Linked DNA regions of Homo sapiens: region 1 is linked to region 2. Evidence: chromatin loops called from intact Hi-C (ENCODE). Cell type or tissue: PC-3. All regions are shown on one strand.

Evidence for each region. A loop is a pair of places that touch in the nucleus more often than their neighbours do. Peaks named below come from ENCODE experiments on the same cell type or tissue, not always from the same donor. Only the 100,000 strongest peaks of a DNase experiment are listed, where the experiment ranks them.
Region 1: it touches region 2 in a loop (3-fold over the local background); 2 of 110 quality-filtered maps call a loop at or near these places.

What each region holds. Positions count from the first base shown.
Region 1 is chr5:75,621,340-75,623,839 of GRCh38, reverse strand. The region is part of intron 3 of ANKDD1B (ankyrin repeat and death domain containing 1B); the gene reads right to left. Among named protein-coding and RNA genes, the nearest start is that of ANKDD1B, 11 kb to the right of the region's middle. In PC-3, no CTCF peak of the experiment used is centred here; a DNase peak (open chromatin) is centred at 1,059; H3K4me3 peaks cover 770 bases; H3K27ac peaks cover 1,901 bases.
Region 2 is chr5:75,680,467-75,682,966 of GRCh38, reverse strand. All of the region lies in intron 10 of POC5 (POC5 centriolar protein), which reads left to right. Among named protein-coding and RNA genes, the nearest start is that of POC5, 36 kb to the left of the region's middle. In PC-3, a CTCF peak has its summit at 1,534 (motif pointing right); no DNase peak of the experiment used is centred here.

The DNA of each region.
Region 1 (2,500 bases), 59 kb after region 2:
GGGTGATTTTGCCCCCAGGAAACATTTGGAAAAATGTATGGAGATATTTTTTACTGTCATGCCGTGGGTGGGGGGAGGTTAATATTGGCACCTAGTGGATAGAGGCCAGGGACACTGCTAAACATCCTACAATACACAGGGCAGCCCCAACGACAAAGAATTATCAGGCCCAAAATGTCAATAGCACCACTGTTGAGAAACCCCACTCTTAATGTGCATATCCTATCAAATTTATATTTCAGCTATCACTCTAGACGGTGAGTTAGTCCATTTGTAGGTTTACAATTCCAGCATGAAGAAGACTCTTCATTTCTGGACTCTTTGTTCCAAAGAGAAATGATGAACAATGACTGACTACTTGAGGTTCTTCAAAACATGTTCCCTAAACACAATTCCACCTCTTAATTTGGAGTTCCCTACAAGTCAGCGCTCTATATTTAGTAATACTAAATCTGCTTTCAAATAGAGACCAGAAGGCCAGGCACGGTGGCTCCTGCCTGTAATCCCAGCACTTTGGGAGGCCAAGGTGGGCGGATCACCTGTGGTCAGGAGTTCGAGACCAACCTGACCAACATGGAGAAACCCTATCTCTACTAAAAATACAAAATTAGCCAGGCATGGTGGCGCATGCCTGTAATCCCAGCTACTTGGAAGGATCGCTTGAACCTGGGAAGAGGAGGTTGCGGCAAGCCAAGATTGCGCCGTTGTACTCTAGCCTGAGCAACAAGAGTGAAACTCCACCTCAAAAAGAAAAAAAAACCACCAGAAATATTTGAGACAGGTGACAAATCACTCTTTGATAGGAGATCTATTTTTCCCTAAAAGGTAATTCCTAATTTCAAAGCAGCCTACATTTTAAAATTCGAAGCTCCGATCATAAAATCTAAAAGCTGGGAATTCAAGCTGCAATCAACTTGAGTCTCTAAAACCACAAACTCAGAGTGGAGCCATTGTTCCTCAGAGGCAATGAATCACCGCTCACAGGTGTAAACTCCCCGAGAAGAACCTCCATAAAAGAAATTCTTCTGATATAAAACTGGCATGCCTGAGACTACTTAAGACCATGTGTCACAAATTACACTCACAGTTGGCTCACGAAGCTCTGTAAAGTGTACATTGCTCAATAGTCACTGATAACCTGTCCTCATTGCCAGTCTCGTCATAGGTGAGGCCAATAATTTCCTCTGGGGAACACTTCCATGTTAGGAGCTTCCCAGAGGTAAGAAGCTTTGTCAGCAGATGTTTTTATCCTCTGAGCACCACTTGCACCCACCTGGGATTCTTTACACCTGTCTGGAGTAAGAGCCTCCATTTATCCAGTCTGCCTCTTCCCAGGACTCGGGGTTGCTGCTCACTTTGGTCCCTAGCATGCAGTGCCTTGAATGGTACTCAGCTGGTACAGTCTCTGTCCTTGCTCCCCAGATAGACTGTAGGCCCTGCAAAGCCATGACTCTATTTCATACCAGTGCTTCCCAAAAACAATCACCTAGGAATTTTTTAAAAATGCAGATTCTGATTAAGGCCTGGGGTGGGGCCTGAGATCCTGCATTTCTAACAAGCTTGCAGGTGATGTGCATGCTTCAAGTCCTGGGACTACACTTTAAATAGCAATGACTTCTGTCTAATTGAATCCTCAGTAGTTGACACTGAGACATATGCACAACAGCCACTGAATAAATATTGATGGTGAAGGGGATCAACTGTTGGCTCTTTGCAAATGGTGTTAGAACTTAGAAGAAGTCAAACTCAAGGCTCACCATTCAGATAAAGAAGCTGCCAGATTGGGTCAAACATGACCTTGGTTGAATTATGAAAAACATTTTACTAGTTACAGAGTAATGCCACTGTAGATGATTTAATTAGTTATAAATATATTTAACTTAGTGAAACCTTCAAAGCAGGAAAAAGAGACACACCAGGAATTACTATATTTCCCACCTGACATTATTTCAATCTTCAGGCAAAGTTAAGAGAAATAGTCATGCTTCAGAGACAAGGTAATACAAATAGATGTTTAGAAAAACCTCAAGGAGAACAAGTTGGTGAAATATCTCTCCATCATTTCAGGAATAATTGATTTGCACTCTGACACAAACCAGTCCTGTATTTAACATATTAGAAACATGGCAATCCTCAGATATTCTGTTTAAAAGAAAAGATGCAATCTAATATGGGCAATGGATACATAGGTGTTTGCTGTATGATTCCCGCTACTTTGGTATGTTAGAGATTTGGGGTTATGGTTTTTGTTAAAACGAAGTAAGCACAGTCCACTCTGTCTCTGCCACCAAAACAAATAAAATCTCTGGAAAGAATGCATGGAACGTACACTTACTATATACCCACACAAATTTTAAATTAAAATTAAAAAAAAAAAGAATGCATGGAACAGCTGAGGACTCTGTAAATGGTATCAGGTGGATTGGGGAAAAAATCAGAACTCAAAGTAAGGACAATCCTGCAGTGACTTTCCTGATTTTTCTTTTCCTTCCATACCTTC
Region 2 (2,500 bases):
TGAATTTTTACCTTTCGAGAGCTACTAACTTTGGGAGAAAATACATTGAGATCAGTTATTTACCAATTATTGACACAAAGAGTTTGAAAAATATCTAGCACATGGCTAAGAGAAATTTATGTGGGGGAGCTGTGACTTAGAAATAAGACATTGGCCGAGCACAGTGGCTCACGCCTGTAATCCCAGCACTCTGGGAGGCCGAGGCAGGTGGATCACAAGGTCAGGAGATTGAGACCACGCTGGCCAATGTGGTGAAACCCTGTCTCTACAAAAATACAAAAAAATTAGCCGGGCGTGGTGGCATGCGCCTGTAATCCCAGCTACTCAGGAGGCCGAGGTGGAAGAATCACTTGAACCCGGGAGGCAGAGATTGCGGTGAGCCAAGATCATGCCATTGCACTGCAGCCTGGGTGACAGAGTGAGACTCTGTCTCAAAAAAAAAAAAAAAAGAAAGAAATAAAACACTAAAATTCAACTCTGACATATTTTCAGCTGTGTTTGTTTTCCATGATTACACATTTTGAAGTGTGATCCTGCACAGATGACCTCATTTAAACATTCACTCACTGTGTTTATGTTCTGGTTTCTCATTCATCTTGCATATGCAGTTAACACACGCGGAGCTAGATTTTTCAAAATTCTCTTCCTAAAATGTAACTTCATGGGTACATCTGCATTTATATGTAAACCTGAATATGTATGGGAAGAACTGAATGAATGAGTTTGCTTAGCACCCTTTTTATTGCTAACTTTTTGAATAATCTGGTCATCGGAGATAGTGTTGAAGTCTTTGAAACCTGAAAACCATAATATTCTGTAGACAGCCCTTCCCTGTCTGCCCTATCCCACTATATCCACTTCTTCAAAAACAGATACACACTCCATTTCAGTCACATAAGTAAGTGGCCTTTAGGGCCAGGGAGAAAAGAGAATCACAATTAAATCTATCTCTAAGTATAATCTTAGTTTTCTTCCTTCCTTATATAGTTGAAATACTCAGATTTACCTCAAATATGTGTTTTTGTTTTTAAAAGAAACTTGATAACAAAAGTAGGAATAAATCCAGTAGTTGGCTAACTTACTGTGAAACCATCATTGTTGGGAATAGGAAAAGAAGAGAGAGATTTGCAATCCTGGCTTGGTTATCTTTCTTGTCATTTTAATCACAGAGGCTTCCTATGAACATTCAAAAATTTTTTTCAGTTTTTCTTGGTATTTCCAGTAGCTAAAAGGAGATAGGTCCAGAAAGTACAGAGAATTAGCAAACAAATAACTGGAGAATGGAAGATTACCATGCTAATAAAATAATATCTTATTTTAAAATATTATTATTTTAAAAAATTATTTAAATTTAAATAAAATTATTTAAAAAATAATAATATTAAAATGATTTTCTTTAATGCAGACATCCTCAGTATGTTAAAGACAATATCAGAATTTCATGGTGGAAACCATTTTTCAAAAAAGGCTGGACAGTTATACAAGCAAGCATATTGCAGTTCATAAAGTTGAACAGTAGATGGCATTTTATTCTTTTTCTAACTTCAATTGGAATAATTGAGGGGAAATATTTTTCACTGAATTTTAAAGCTATTTGGTAAAGACCTTTAGTAAAGTTTCTCTTCTAATTTTCCTCTTCATTTGAATAGAAAGTGAAAGGGTATCATTAGGGAGTTGGTACTGCGTTCTCCATTTTATAAATGAAGAAATTGAGGCTTAGAGAGTATGCAACTTGCCTAAGGACACGATTAGTAACTGATTTGGAATTCAGACTTTGAAAATCTGATTTAGACCTCTTACTCTTAACCAATGATCTGTACTGTCTCTCTGTCAAATATTAAGCTACAAATACTGTTTTTAATGTCATTTCATTTTTTTTCTTACTCCTTTCAATTTTGTTGCTTATGTTGATGTGGCTTAAAATGCTAGAATTTTTATTTTTATAGCATTTTTTAAAGTCAGCTAAGCTGATAAATTTAATGAACTCCAACATGATTGGTACCAGTAAGTGGTCATTTAATTTGCAGAGAATGATACATACCTAATGCATTATTTTATCCTAAAACATAAATATGTATTAATTTGCTGGTTTTAAATGTGGAGCCAAACTGAATGTGGGGTCAAAGATTGTAATTGTCATCTTTTTAATATAAACCACACCCAATATATTTTCTATGATCTCCAATTTCAGTTTCTGTAAAGCATGAACCTAACAAAACTTTCCAAACAATCTGATTAGAGAATCCTTCTAGGTTTTTCTTTCCTCCCCCTGATTAGTAGCAACTTTTTTCTAATAATTTATCTTTATGAATTATTTCTAAATTGTCCTTATGCATTTTCAACTTTTTCATCAATTTATACAATTTTTAATACATTAAATAAACATTAACAAGTACAAGTGACAAACCATCTGAAAACAAGCAGCCGACAGTAAACATGCGAGCCATTTAAGACAACTTCTATTTAATTCAATGAGCGTATAGAGATTTCTTTTAGAAGT